Regions from separate parts of the Mus musculus genome. Here region 2 is linked to region 1. A link is a loop called in an ENCODE intact Hi-C map of the cell type or tissue named here. Cell type or tissue: left cerebral cortex. All regions are shown on one strand.

Evidence for each region. Peaks named below come from ENCODE experiments on the same cell type or tissue, not always from the same donor. Only the 100,000 strongest peaks of a DNase experiment are listed, where the experiment ranks them.
Region 2: a loop joins it to region 1, with 2.5 times the contacts of the local background. A loop is called at or near these places in 8 of 42 quality-filtered maps.

What each region holds. Positions count from the first base shown.
Region 1 is chr10:108,245,452-108,253,451 of GRCm38, forward strand. It overlaps Ppp1r12a (protein phosphatase 1, regulatory subunit 12A), which reads left to right. Exons shown (of 25, transcript NM_001368736.1): 10 at 3,984-4,199; 11 at 5,463-5,557; 12 at 6,389-6,493; 13 at 7,306-7,473; 14 at 7,874-8,000. Among named protein-coding and RNA genes, the nearest start is that of Pawr, 83 kb to the right of the region's middle. In left cerebral cortex, no CTCF peak of the experiment used is centred here; a DNase peak (open chromatin) is centred at 4,498.
Region 2 is chr10:107,860,526-107,868,525 of GRCm38, forward strand. It overlaps Otogl (otogelin-like), which reads right to left. Exons shown (of 58, transcript NM_001177567.2): 19 at 6,069-6,278; 20 at 1,620-1,785; 21 at 541-615. Among named protein-coding and RNA genes, the nearest start is that of Otogl, 48 kb to the right of the region's middle. In left cerebral cortex, no CTCF peak of the experiment used is centred here; no DNase peak of the experiment used is centred here.

The sequences.
Region 1 (8,000 bases):
AAATTCTTAAGATTTTATAACCAATTATGTCAAAACTAAAGACATTAGGTACTCAAAATCTGAATTATTTTTGCTGATAGAAGAGTCTTACAGTATGATATGCTTACATATATATATATACATATATATATACATATATATATGTATGTATACATATCAATATTTAGACTTCATAACACTTTTAATTTAGCACTTAGTGTTTTTTCACTTTTTTCTATAAACATGAAGAGAGATTTAGCAAATTCACATTTACTTATGAGTGAGTTTACAAGTACATCTTAAAGATTTTCAGCAGAGTTATCTTAGGCTGTCCAGCCTTGTCTGTCAGAGCCCAGACTATGGATTTGGGTGCACTCACTCCAAGGACTAGATCCCAGATGGACGCATATAACACAGCATTGCGTGTCACTTCTATTCTTTTAGTATACAAGGTTAATTTAGCTAAAGATAGATGTGCTCAGTTTGCTTGCCTTAAATTATAAACCCAAACTAAAAGAGAAAAAGCCTGTGAGTAATGCCCAGCTGATAATCTGTGGGCATCTTAGGATGGAAACCATCAGCTTGGTCTAGGACTGTAGCCTAGTAACAGAGCTCTTCCCAGTGTGCATGATGCTCAGTATTTCACACACACACACACACACACACACACACACACACACACATGCTGAAGGTAAACAACAACAAAAATTCAGCTTGATTTTAGACCTTAAATCGTCAGTTAATAATAAATTGCGACTTTCTCTAGTTAAAGTAAGTATTGTTAGGATTCCAACAACTCACAGTTTCAAGTAAGTGTGAATTATATTTGTCTCCTAGCTAGTAAAAATTGAGAATTTTCTCAGAGTTGGTTATTCTGGTTCACTGACTACTTAGTTTGCTGAGCAGAACACTAATTATATGAAGACTGACTTAGGCTGTGGGTTATATACCATCCGCCATATAAGGGTCCTGGTGTAGAAAGCTATGTAAAGGTGAGGAAATTACATTCGGTTTTAAGTCATGAAATGAAAGCATTTGAGAGAGATTAAGGGATGACTAGCCAGCACCTTGCTACCAAGTTTGCATAACTTGACAAGAGAAACAGTGAGTATGCAGGCATGGTGTCTACTAGGGAGAGGAAGTTTAGTGTCATGGTACATATATACAGAATAAACCAGAAAATGGGAGTAAATGATGGAATGCCTTCATTTTTAGAGTAATAATTTATAAATTATTCCTTGTAAGAAATCCCAGTAAATGTGCGAACAGTGCTGCGAGAGTTCATTCTCTATGTAAGGCTGCTCTGGAGGTTCCTGTGTGAGGACGGGTGATGGGGATGAGGTCCTGAGGAAACACTGCCCACAATGATAGGTATACAACTAGAGATAAAAGATACAGCCTTGAGCCTTAAAAACACAGAAGGACAGTGAGAGACACGGTCACTGGCTTATCAATAAAAGAGAATGTCAAAAGAACATTAGTGTGAAGACACACAGGACATTGAGGAAATAACAATAGCACTGTTACTAGTAATAGAGCTGGTGAAGTTTATAAGGCAAAGTATGTGATTGATACATGTTAAGTTTAAGGTCCAAATGCAATTGTAAGTAGTCTGATAGATAGATAGATAGATAGATAGATAGATAGACTGACTTAAGGCTAGTAATTTAAGGGTTGGGTTAGAGTAGAGAATAGGAAATTTTAGAATAAGTTTAATAAATTTAATATTTAGTTTGAAAGAGGAAACTAATTTCAATCCTTGGCAGAAAAACAAAGGTAGCCTAGTCTACCTGGGACTAGACTCTTGGAGTAGTTGAATTGAAAGAGTAGGCAAAGGCAGGTTGTTAGCCAGAAAAAAAACCAGACGTGGTCTGAAGACTAAGAAAGTGTAGATAGGGTGTCCTGTTATAAAAGCAAAAGAAGAAAATGTGCAAGCAGAGGATTACAGTTAAGTGTATTCAGTACATTTCTTCATGTATCAATCAAAATGCAAGGTACTTTTACATATTTGAACCAGGTCTTGGATCTAAATCCTTAATGTATATAATGGGAGGTTATCAAAAGTGAGTTAATCAACTGCTAAAATATAGCGATGTCATTTTTAAAATTGCTATTACTGCTCTGGTTTAGTCAAGTCTAAAAGAGCAATAGTAGCATTTCTTTTTTGTGCTTGTAATATTGTTATATTGAGATAACTCATACAGAGTTATGAGAACTTAGCTTAGAAATAGGAGCAGGCATCTCTTACATGCTGGCCTATGTTACACACGTAAATGGTATCTGCTGTCTGCTTAGTCACAGTGGAAAAACATTTCAGTTTGCAGGAGATGCAGTTGGAGCAGGAATTCACAAAATATGCCTATTTTTACATAGCAAACAAGCAGAGAATGTTTTTAACATCTTTAAATACTTGGGAAAATACGTAATATGCTACTTTCTGACACATTTTGATTTCATTGCCCCTAAATAAACTTTTATTAGAGCATAAGATGCTCATTTACATATGATCAATGTTTTGCAAAGCCCAGAGTGTAGCTTGGTGTGCATGCGTGTTGCCAAAATGCATAGATAGCTACTTGTGGTCAAACATAACAGCACACACTCTGATGATCCAGCAGTAGAGAGGCAGAGACAGGATTGTGCACTGGGATGTGTACTAGCTACTCCAGTAAGATTACAGTATACCTTCTGTACAATTCTTGTTACTTTGTTTGACATCCTGAAATAATTCCAGATGCATTTGGGGTCATGTGAACTAAGTAGACTCTTGATGGAAATGATTACAAGCTACCAGAAATATTGTAAAAAAGTGGTCCCTGGCACCATGGTACTATCACTAAAGATCTGCTAACCTGCAGTTTGAGCAGATTTTGACCATGCATGCAAAAGATTTTTCTTTTTAATTAACAATACCTTGTTATATTTAGTTGATATAGTCTTCTCTCTGTGCATTGAGCATTAAAATTCTTGAACTGGAAAGGTGAAGTTGATAAAGTAAATTATTTAATGATAATAACTAGTGTATTTTAAGCATGATAGCTAATATATTGGTGAAAACCCTGGGAAGTAGAATAATTATGCATAAAAATATGTTGTAACTAAAATTGCAGATTAATGTTTATTAGGAAGAATAAACAGTAAATTTAAAGTTAAAATATTTTAAAATACTACTAAATTAAGTTTACTTAGAAAATTAAATTTTCACCTAGGGTGTGTAAATCACTGAAAACAAAGTCCATATGTACTAATTTTTCACTCATGTGCTATATTGCTCTGTGTGCCATTAACTGGGTAAGAATTTTCTTTATTAGATTCTTCCCAATTACCTCTTGAGGAAACTAGGACTTGTTTTAGTGGCTTTCAATTGTCGGGCCACCACACTCCTACTGGATGTTAGTTTATTATAAAGTTGAAATATAGGAAAAAAGTGTGGTTGATTTTTTTTTTTTTTTCTTTTCACCTCCCTTTTCTGTCTTCATACTTTCAATCTGTATCTCTTGCCCTTCTTATTTTAATTGGCTTTAGTTTGATCTCATTGCTTCTCTCATGCCTGTGGAGTCAGTAGATCCTGCATCATGGAGGCAGGGCTTGCGCAAAACTGGCATTGTGCTGGTGCCCAGTAAGGGCGAAAAATCCATGGTGAGGCACTTCTATGTGCAAGAGTGCAAGTATCTGGGTTACGGCATAACAAGCTTCATGAGTGTGGGTTCCAAAGATGCATGGGTCAAGTCCTTACAGTGTGCTCATTGTTCTCTGTATCTGCATCATCATCTTCTGTGTGATATGAAGTGTGTAGTGTGTGTTTATAAAGCTAACCTCTAGAAAGGCGATCTGTTTACTCTCTAAGGTTTAGATTTTTGCCTTACGACCTTAACCTTAGTAAATGTGTTTTCTCCCAAAACTATCACTTAAAATTTTAGACATTATCTGAAATTAATTATCTCTAAATTAAGGAATAATTGGTTTTAGTAACTTGTTTTTGTCTTTTATGAAATAAAAACCAGTTTCCAATATCGACTACAAAAATTTCTCCCAAAGAAGAGGAAAGAAAAGATGAGTCTCCTGCATCCTGGAGGTTAGGGCTTCGAAAGACTGGCAGTTACGGTGCCCTGGCTGAAATCAGTGCGTCTAAAGAAGCCCAGAAGGAGAAAGACACTGCAGGGGTGATGCGGTCGGCTTCCAGTCCGAGACTCTCGTCCTCTTTGGATAATAAAGAAAAGGTAATAGAGAGACGCTCTAGTAAGCACCATTAGATCCTGGGTATCAGCTTCACTCACCGACTCTAGAATATAGAATGCTCCTTCCTGTCTTGTGAGTACCTGGAAGAGCAGTTGTGCTTGCATAAAACAAGAAATTTGAGGAGATACTAAGCCTTTAAAACTTCTTGATATTTTTTTAGATTTATTTATTTGATACATGTGAGTGTTTTGCCTGTATGTATGGAAGTGCACCGCATGCGTGCCTGATACTCACACAAGTCAGAAGATGTTGGATTTCCTGGGACTGGAGCGACACATGGTTGTAGGCCCACTGTGTGGGTGCTAAGAACCAAATCCAGTTCCTCTGCAAGAGCATCGAATGTTTTTAACCACCGACCCATCTCTCCAGCCCTCCAAATCATGCTTTTTGAGTAGAATGCTCTAGGGAATGAACAGGTTTATATTATTTATTATTGAGTAAGTTTCCCGGAGTTAAGGAACGCAATTTTTTTTTCTAGCATGTAAGCATGATCAAGTTAAATTCAATTATTATTTGCAATTGCCAAGCTACCTTTTTTATCTTATACAAGTATGTCTTAATGACTTTTAACTATATTTAACTATATTTTGAAAGAGTTTATATTGCATCAAACAGGTACAACCAAAATTGTTCTCTTACTGAATTGCCTGTGATTGGGCTACTTAAGTTTTTTCAATACATTTTTCTTTTGAATGTTACCTTATATTAGACATTCTACTATGAGGTTTCTTTCCCACTCACTTTAATGCTTTGCTTTCTTATAACTTTATTGCCAAGTATATTGGCAGTGTGGAAGTGTCGCTAACACTACATACTCTCAGCCACACGTCGCAGTAATACAATTTCGATAATGTCTGTTTAGAATACCTTAATATTTGAAAGCATGGATTGTCAGAGTTGTAAGTGGCTCCTTGTTGAACTGCATTTGAACTTTATGTCTTCAACAGAAATAAATGGATTTTAACTTACTACATTAGCTTTATACAAACCTTAGAAAAAGTCATTAATAAAGGATCTTTCTTCCTTTCCTGAAGTAAGTGATTTTCTAACTTTAGCCTAGGGGGGCAGGAAAGGGAGCTGGCGGAGCTGAGCTGTTGTTCATTGCTTTTGGAGGACCTCGCTGACTTGTATGAGTATTAAAGTTCAGGAGCTAAACTGGGAAAGGACTGCACGGTCACAGACGTGTTAAAGCCTCTTCATGTTTTCATCGCACCTTTTGTCATTCATGACTTTCCTGTTGTCAGGAGAAAGATAACAAAGGAACGAGACTTGCGTATGTCACCCCTACAATCCCGAGACGACTAGCCAGTACATCTGACATTGAAGAGAAGGAGAACAGGTGAGTGCAGAGAGGCGGCTGTGTGCATCCCTGCAGAGTCTGCAGTGTTCGCATTGGTGTTAGATGTGAGGACTGATGCGAGCTTTCAGGAAGAGAGAGGGCTGTCCGGGACCAGCAGAACACCAGGTACACAGTCCTGCGGGACAAGAGCATGCAGGCTTAGTGTGTTCCTGAATGGCAAGGAAAGCAAAAGCAGACGACACACAAATAGGTTCAGACACATACAAAAGGGGAACCCAGCCAGACTCAGGAGACAGGAGCAGGGGGGTCTCTCAGGGTTCTGGAACAGCCAGGGCCACACAGAGAAACCCTCTCTTGAAAAAAAAAAAAAAAAAAAGAGAGGCGGGGAGGAGGGGGGAGGGGAGGATGGAAGGAAAAGGGAAACACTGCATGGTCACTGTCTGGGTTTTGGGGTGTTTTTGGTTTTGTTTTGTTTTTTTTTAATTTCTTTTTTTTTACTCTCAAGTGTTATAGAACTTTTTATTTGTAGTCATGCTTTAGTGTCTAATTATGTATCTTCATTTTTTTCAGCTAACATTTTATATATTGTATAGGCTCTCAACATATTTTTGTCATTTTATAATATATGCCTACATATCTGTCTTATGCTGTGAATCACAGTATTTTGTCTTATAAATAATATGCTTCTAAATGCTTTTATTTAGGATTATATACTGACTCCTAGAACTAAAATTCCTCCCACTTTTTGGTAACTATCCTGAAGTTTCCCTATGGGATTTTCCTTACATCTACTCTTTTTCACTAGTACATACCTTTCTTATCCTTCTTCTAAAATTACCTACCAGAATCTGAAGGCTGTTGTTTCCACAGAGAGTCTTCAAGTTTGCGAACAAGTAGTTCTTACACAAGAAGAAAATGGGAAGATGATCTTAAAAAGAATAGTTCGATCAATGAAGGATCCACTTACCATAGAAGGTATGATGTACTTTATAAGTGGCTTCTCTATGTCCTTATAAAAATAGCCGCTGATTTAATATCAGTTATGCAAATCTTTTTAAAATATTACATCTTTTTTGTGTGCTAAATTTAATTTAGAGACACAGTAAATATAAAGATGGTGTGGATTTATTCTAACTTATCCTCTGCATATATATTTAATTAAACTTGGAATATTATGAAATGTCTTTTAGCACTTTTAATGGAACTTCTTATGATTGACTAAATTGTCTGAAATGGGATATTGTCATAATCGATTTAGCTATTGTCTATGATCTGGAACATTTGTTTGGACTACAACTCAGCTATGAAAGCATAGAATCTTAATGCTGTTATAATGGAGACTAGGAGAGTTCTACTTCTTTGTGGAAAGCAAGAATAAGATATGAACACATACACGTAGACACGGGTCGCTCCTGAGGAGTTAACCCATTGCAAAAAACTTTTCTTCGGATGGGCCATATGCCTTATTTCCCTTGAATGAATCCACTCCACAATTTTTGTTAGAACCAGCTTGGCATGACCATTTTTGGTCTATCATATTCTGAAAATGTTCAGTGTTGACTGTTATTGAAGGCTTTGGGAGGAGGAGGCATAAAATTCTACACCATCAAATCAGTAAAATGAATCTATACTCTAGCAATTGTAGGTCCAACTCTTGGTGCTGGAGCTGGTGGTCTGATGAGGAGCACAGTTTGTTTTCTACTGTGTGCAGTTGTGTGATATCTGAGATAGTGAATGTAGCGTCCACATACAGACACATCCTACATAGAAATGCCTCTTTCCTTTAGTTGCTCCTTTGGTAGAAGACAAGATGATTTGATTAGTTGTAGTGTTCCAAGCACCACATCAACACCAACAGTTACCTCTGCAGCGGGGCTTCAGAGAAGCCTCCCTTCCAGCACAAGCACTGCTGCAAAGACTCCCCCGGGTTCCTCCTCCGCAGGCACACAGAGCAGGTGAGTCACAGAGACGGTCTGTGTCCAGGTCTACTGTGTGCTTATGTGCGTGCATGCATCGTTGTGTAGACAAATGTGGGCTCTGGATTTTTTTATTTACCATGTCAAAATTGTTTTTAAGCAAAAATTGGTTCCAAAAAAAACCAAAAAAACAACAACAAAAAAAAAACAAAAAACAAGCAATTATGCATGTCTGGGGAAAAAATATTAAGGTCTTAAATCATATTGCTTAAAATAAAAATTTATTTCTTTGGCAGCTCTGCGTGAGCTGTTTGATTACTAATCTTGTGTTTTTAAAAAATCCATCCCTGTGGTCACCTGTTTTCAGCTTCTAGAAATGGCTTTCGTTGTTTAGCTGTTTTCCTTTTCTCTTTTTGTGTTGCTGCTTATGATGCTATAGTACCTCAAATCGTTTGTGGGCTGAGGATAGTACTGAGAAAGAAAAGGACAGTGCTCCTACTGCAGTGACCATTCCTGTGGCTCCAACTGTTGTAAATGCTGCAGCTCCTTCCACCACCACCCTGACT
Region 2 (8,000 bases), 380 kb before region 1:
CTCAGAACAGTGCCAGGTTAGTAGAAACCATGCAATCCTGTCTCGCTGTCATTGTCTACCCAAGGGGATCCGCTGTGAGCCCCTGCAGTGCAACTAGAAGGAGGATCCTGAGAGACAGGTGTGGATAAATGGGTAGCATGCAGACGTGACTGCATTTTTGGCAGACAGGACATAACTACAGTGAATGGTAGTCTGTGAGTGTGGTTGGACACTGTTTGATATCCATCATGAGGAGTGACTCCTATGTGGCTTATGGTTCAGACCTATGCCAGAATTGATTTTTCTTTTTTTGAGCTGTGTAGATGAGCCATTAACCTATAAGACCTCAGGATGTAGCTTGAATGCCTACCTATTCTTAACATCTACTAACAAAAGCTTATTGTAAAGGGCTTTTGTTTAACTTCATGGTGATTAAATTTAGAAATCTATTCTGCAAGCACCAGTACATGCCTTAGACATTCCATATTCTAATGTGATATACATATATATATATGGGTATACATATATATGTATAGTTAATATATTCTTTAACACACCTACCATAAGCCTGAGGGGGTTGGAATGAGCTCCCCTGGCTGGTAAATGCTCCCCCTATAATGACACCGGCAGTGATATCTGTAAGGGAAAAGGTGAAGTAAATAATATAAGATATAATTTTTTCCCAACACAAACAAAATGACTGTTGACTCTTCGCTCTGCAATTGGCCACTATAGACTTTCACCACTCTATGGGACTGCACAAAGCTATGTTGTGCAAACGACAGACAACTAACTAGACATAGTAACTGCAGATATGGAGTGTCAAATAGTTCTGGACTGTTTGTTTGGTCCCAAGAAAAGTCACTGAATGACCTTCGGAGAAACACATCTACTGTATATTTTAACCCTATGTGCAAAACAAAAGTCTTCGCTCCCTGTGAGGGCTAAGAACTTTCTCAGTGAGAATAGAGAATACAATTCTACCACTAGTATGACAGGGAAATACAAATCTTGTTTGTGATTAGGGTGTGGAGAAATCAAGTAGGAATAAACTTCAGGGTTAACTAGTAGAATCTCTCCTGCTTTCTGCATCTTTCTGTGAATAGCTTACCACATTAAGCAAAAAGCACATTAAAGCAAAGTGTGGTGGTTTGTATATGCTCTGCCTAAGGAGTAGCACTATTAGAAGCTGTGGCCCTGTTGGAGTAGGTGTGGCCTGTCACTGTGGGTGTGGGATTTAAGACCCTCATTCTCCCTTCCTGGAAGCCAGTATTCTGCTAACAGTCTTCAGATGAAGATATACAACTCTCAGCTCCAACTGTATGTACCATGCCTGCCTGGATGCTGCCATGTTCCTGTCAGATAATGGACTGAACTTCTAAACCTGTAAGCCAGCCCCAATTAAATGTTGTCCTTGTAAGACTTGCCTTGGTCGTGGTGTGTGTTCATAGCAGTAAAACCCTAACTAAGACACAAGCCAAAAAACAGAAACAAACAAAAAAACAAAGCAAAACAAAACAAAGCAAAATAAAACAAGAAAATTCTAGCAATTTAAAAGAAACAAGAACAAAAGTTCATTTGGCCTATCATAAGAAAAGCATGTACCATCTGGCTATTGTCAAGCCCCCTCTGTGACTTACATGGGCACACAAAAGTTAAGTGTCTCTTCATAGAATTTGCCTTCAGGACAGTTGCACCCTTCAGCACAGTCGTCTTTGCACTGCTCAGGGGAGGAGAGAGAGGTGCAGGAGCGGAGGCAGAGTGACGAGCAGTGGTGGTACAGCATGCCCTTCTGACACACCACAGCTGTGGACAAACAAGTGTCACTTAGGAGACAGTCCCACAGACGGGCAAAGAAACATGTTATGGTCACTCATACCCCCAGAAAAAACATAGATCGTTAGACGTACACTATCTTACATCAGCGAACACATCACAGACTTGATAACAAAATGAAATAAATGAATGAATAAATATAAGGTAGGTATGTATATATGTATGTATGCATGTATGTAGATAGATAGATAGATAGATAGAGAGAGAGAGAGAGAGAGAGAGAGAGAGAGAGAGAGAGAGAGAGAGAGAGGCAGAGAGAGAGAGAGGCAGAGAGAGGAAGCACCCCTGACCTCAGTAACAGTATACGTGTAGGTGAAATTCCTAGTCCTCGGACATTCTATGGCATCTTTAATTCTTCTCCCATATTTATTTGTTCTTACAAAGATACTTTTAAACATTTGAATAAATACATGAATTACACTTAAATCTTCATAATGCATTATTTTTTATCATAGCATGCTCATTATCACTTTGATAAAACACTGACCAAAACCAGTTTGAGGGAGGAAGGGTTGCACATGTTGACCACAGCCCATCACAAAGAAAAGTCCCTCCATTGTTGGTGGGATTGCAAGCTTGTACAACCACTCTGGAAATCAGTCTGGCGGTTCCTCCGAAAATTGGACATAGTACTACCGGAGGATCCCGCAATACCTCTCCTGGGCATATATCCAGAAGATGTCCCAACCGGTAAGAAGGACACATGTTCCACTATGTTCATAGCAGCCTTATTTATAATAGCCAGAACCTGGAAAGAACCCAGATGTCCCTCAACAGAGGAATGGATACAAAAAATGTGGTACATTTACACAATGGAGTACTACTCAGCTATTAAAAAGAATGAATTCACGAAATTCCTAGGCAAATGGTTGGACCTGGAGGGCATCATCCTGAGTGAGGTAACACAATCACAAAAGAACTCAAATGAAATGTACTCACTGATAAGTGGATATTAACCCAGAAACTTAGTATAGCGAGATATAAGGTACAATATGTAAAACATATGAAACTGAAGAAGAACGAAGACCAAAGTGTGGACACTTTGCTCATTCTTAGAATTGGAAACAATCACCCATGAAAGGAGTTACAGAGACAAAGTTTGGAGCTGAGACAAAAGGATGGTCCATCTAGAGACTGCCATATCCAGGGATCCATCCCAAAATTAGCCTCCAAGCGATGACACCATTGCATACACTAGCAAGCCTTTGTTGCAAGGACGGTGATATAGCTGTCCCTTGTGAGACTAGACCGGGGCCTAGCAAACACAGAAGTGGATGCTCACAGTCAACTATTGGATGGATCACAGGGCCCCCAATGGAGGAGCTAGAGAAAGTATCCAAGGAGCTAAAGAGATCTGCAACCCTATCGGAGGAACAACATTATGAACTAACCAGTACCCCAAAGCTCTTGACTCTAGCTGCATATGTATCAAAAGATGACCTAGTCGGCCATCACTGGAAAGAGAGGCCCATTGGTCAGGCAAACGTTATATGCCCCAGTACAGGGGAATGCCAGGGCCAAAAAAAAAAAATGGGAATGGGTGGGTAGGGGAGTGGGGGGGGGGGGCTTTTGGGATAGCATTGGAAATGTAATTGAAGAAAATACATAATAAAAAAAAAGAAAAAAAGAAAAGAAAGAAAAGTCAACACAGGAACTCAAGCAGGACCAGAGTCAAGAGCCATGGCATAAAGATACTTACTGGCTTCTCTCCAGGCACATATTCAGCTGCGCCACCCCCAATTAATTTACTTATTTATTCTCTTTACATCTTGATTACTGCCCCCCTTCTCCTCTCTTTATCCCCCCATCCATGTCTCCTCTGAGGGGGTGGAGACTCTCCTTGGTATCCCCCACCCTGGCACATCAAGTCTCTGCAGGTCTAGGTTCATCCTCTCGCAGTGAGGCTACACAAGGTAGTTCAGTTAGAGGACCTGTATCCTCAGACAGGCAACAACTTTAGGTTCAGCCCCTGCTCCAGTTGTTGAGGGACCCACATGAAGACCAAGCTGCACATGTGCTACATATGTACAAGGGGCCTAGGTCCAGCCCATGTATGCTCTTTGGTTAGTGGTTCAGACTCTGAGAGCCCCAATGGTCCAGTTTAGTTCACTCTGTTGGTCTTCCTGCGGTGTTCTTATCCCCCCTGGGGCCCACGACCCTACCTTCCCCTATCTCTTCCATAAGAGTCCCTGAGCTCCATCCAGTGTTTGGTTGTGGGCCTCTGCATCTGTTTCACTCTCTGCTACCCTTTCTTAAACATCCCAAGAATACCCATTCAAGGATGGCACAGCCTGTGGTGGGCTAGGACCTCCTTCATCAATTAGCAATCAAGAAAATGTCCAGTTACGCTCACAGGTCATCTGAAGAAGGCAATTTCTCAGTGAGTTGAGATTCTCTTTTTCCCATCCTCTTGAGACCTAAGTAAGCATTTATTCCTCTACAAATGTGGCACAATTTGATTATATATATATGTATGTATATGTATATGTATAATGTATGTATATGTATATAATTGTATAATGTTTATACATTGTTCTTAAAACAATTTCTCTATAGGTCAAGCTGAAGTAAAAATGGCAGGCTAGTTAAAGTATTCTAAAATATATCTGCACAATGACAATATCAGCTGACATGCTAGTGTCCATGGGGGAAAGCCCATGAGTTCCTACCCCTAGAAGAAGATCTATAGGCAATGAGTAACTCTGAGAGTCAGTCTTCTCCAGAGACAATCCTCCCGTAGGTTATCTACTTCAAAGTGCTCATCCCTAGACACATATACATATGAGCAATACTAAAGGGACTCAGCTGGTTATATTCATACACATACATGCAATGATAACAATTAAAGAAGAGGTCAGAACTTTGAGAGGGGGTAGGAAGTCATAGGAGGAGCTGGAAGGGAAAGATGGTAAAATGGCATAGAGAGCTCATGTTTATAATATTTCCAAAACCATATATTAAGTCTAGAAAATTAAATGAATATTTCAAATAATTAATAAAGATATTACTTTTTTTAAATGTTTCCCTTTACTTAAACAAAAGCCTAAAACTCAACCAAACAAATACTTTGCCCATTCTGATTCAAACATAATTAAAATGATGTTAGGTGTGTAATGTACCTTAGTGGGAAAAAGAGTGGAGAGCATTTCCAAATGCCATAAGGAGGGATATAAAATACAGAATTTGAAGCACAGGAGAGGACTATAAATCCTAGTTGTCTTAGATCTTGTATTTCACTCATGTGGGACTGGAAAATCCTTCACAAAACAAGACATTGGAAAAGCCAGGCTGAAGAGATGGCTTAGCTATTGAATGCTCTCAAAAGAAACAGAGAGAAATTAGAAGGCTTGGGTTGGAGAGATGGCTCAGTCATTAAAGACTAGCTCGCAACAGAAGCATGAAGGAATTGGAAGACCTTTAAGCTGATCTCTCAAAGATGAGAAACCTCGACTGAAGGAAGGACTAAAACAGGCATCAGAAGTTATTCTGCATAGGGGACCAAAAGGCCAGTGTTTCCAGCTTTGCAGGCTCTGAGCCCTGCTCTTATAGCAGCCAAAGGCTGCCTGTAAATAATAAATGTAACAGGTTTTCAACAATCTTACAAAAAAAAAAAAAAGCCCAAGGTTCTTAGCTGGAAAAATAAACATAGGACCCTACCGAATCCGTCTACCTTAAACGGGACAGCAGACACCGTAATCAGGAGTATTAGAGTCCAAGAACATGAAACAGCCAGTGCCTGAGGCACACTGGACCTACTTAACTACAGATTCGCTGTGTCACAAAGCACCCTCCTTTTTCATATTCTTCAATATTTAGATATGACATTTCCAAGGTAAGAATATTTTCAATATCTTTTCAAATTACCCTGAATTCTTCTTTCAAGATACATTATCATACTCTAACTTAGTAACAAAAAAACCCCACAGTTATTATTGTTTTCTCTCTGCATGTGTCTCTCTACCTCACTCCCTCTTTCCCTTTCTCCTTCTTCCATCCCTCCTACCCTCCCTCCTCTAGTCCCATGAGTTTAAATGAAGAGTCTCTCACACACATTGTACTCAGTCGTATGTTATAAGTTCTTTCATCTAAATATTTCTTGGGATTCAGTTGTTTTCAGTATGTATACATCATGAGATCATTTCAAATAATTTGTATACAATCTTGACATCCCTCTTAAAAATTAAAAGTGTCCATTATGAACACGACACTGTCTAAAGAGTTACCTGGTCATCTGTCTGGGATGTCATACTCACCACAGAAGGAGATGTGAGCTCTGAAATCAATGGGCACACCACGCTGACCACACAGGTAGGCGTAGTGGGCGAGAGCGTTACACAGGCAGGGGCTCCCACATTTGCAGGCATCGTGGCGACACAACTGGTAGTACAGCCCGGGACTGACGTAGACATGGCAAGGAGCAAAGAGCTCCTGGTGGATGACATCACAGTGTGCTGCATACCCAACTAACAGATGAAGAAACTGTGAGTCTTTCTTATACCAACCAGAGATTACCCTAAGAATGGGGTACCAAAACTACTCAAGTATCTTCCTTTTCTAGAAACATATCCTTTAAGTGAGTCCCAGGAAGTTCAGTAACTTACACAGGAAACAGCGTTGAGTCCACATTCAATCCTCTTTGAGCCAAACCAAAAAAAAGAAAAAAGAAAAGGAAGGAAAGAGAGAGAGAGAGAGAGAGAGAGAGAGAGAGAGAGAGAGAGAGAGAGAGAGAGAGAGAGAGAGGAAAAAAGAAAAAAATCTAGTGTACCTGAATAACATAACCAACAAAAGGATTGGTACAAGTGATAACCACAGTGAGCCCATGTTGGAGGATCACCTCGGGAAGCCTGCTGTGAGGAACTGGGGCTTATCATCTCCAGACCTCCCCGTGTATAACAAAAGTGCTTCCTAATGATGGTGTAATGACAGGTTTGTAGAAAACACCATTATTCCCAGGACAGGCAATCACTGCATCCCAATGGAATCTCATGGGTGAAAGATAATGGGGCAGATGCCACAGTCATTCAGCACAATGCACAGTGTCCAAACATGAGAAGCTCAGTTGTGTTTGATTAATAAATCCACGTGTGAAAAAATGGTAGAATAAATGGGAGAATAATGAATAGAAATTAGGGATTAGAGTCCACTCTGATGTCTATGAGGTGTAATTATCACTATATTATTTAAAGCAGGATCCTACCATCACGCCTTCAAGTCAGTGCTGAGCAAGAACAACCCTGCTCAGGACTGGCCAAACAGGTGTGACAAGCCCGGGGAGATACTGTCATTTCAGAGAAAGGAGATAAGGTGAGGTCCAAGGTTCTGTGATGTAAGTGGACCTCACTTGAACTGATTCCCTCAGAGATAAAACTCAGTCAGTCTTCATATTGTCAGTGTCACTAAATGACTGCTGGATAACAGGTCCTTTTCACTCTCAAGGAACAATACTGAATGCGTTTTGTTGAGAATGTCAAGCGTATTCAGTTTGTAAGATAACATTTTCATTAATTCTTTAAGAATGGTCTACAATGTATTTAGATCGTATTCACCATCCCACTCCTCCCAGATCGAAGGCATATTTATTATTAATAAATATCTTGGTAGTTACCCAACTACTATTTTATTGCCTTAAATAAGCGTACATATGGGAAACAAATGACTATACACTGTTGGTGGACAAATTCCTTATCCCAAGAGTCCTGAAAGAGCAAAATAACGCACTGGCAAGGCCACTCCGTTGTGCTCTAAGAATTTGCAGATCAAAACATATTTCCACTGTCATTAAGTAAAGAGTAACTCAAAAAAAAAAATTCTCGTGAGAAAAATATCCAGAGTTCTGTTGAGAGTAGTTGGTTTTTGTCTATTTTCTTTTCTTTTCCTGTCTTTGTGAATTTACCTGTTTGGGATTTTTATGAAATCACAATTTCCAGCAAAAGTAAAAAAGAAAAGAAAACCCTGAAGCGCATACCACAGAAGACATAGTGGGGTGGGGGGGTGGGGGGGTGGAAAATACGATAAAATGGTGCGTAGTGACAGCTATAAAATAAGACAGCTGGAAGAGGCAGCTCATCAAGGGAACTCCACCGAAACCTTTACATAGGAACTTAATAACAAAGTCACCTCAATGGCGAAAAGGAAGTCATCAGAGTTAGAAACAAGACGCGAGAAGTCAAGTGAAACTACCTGAA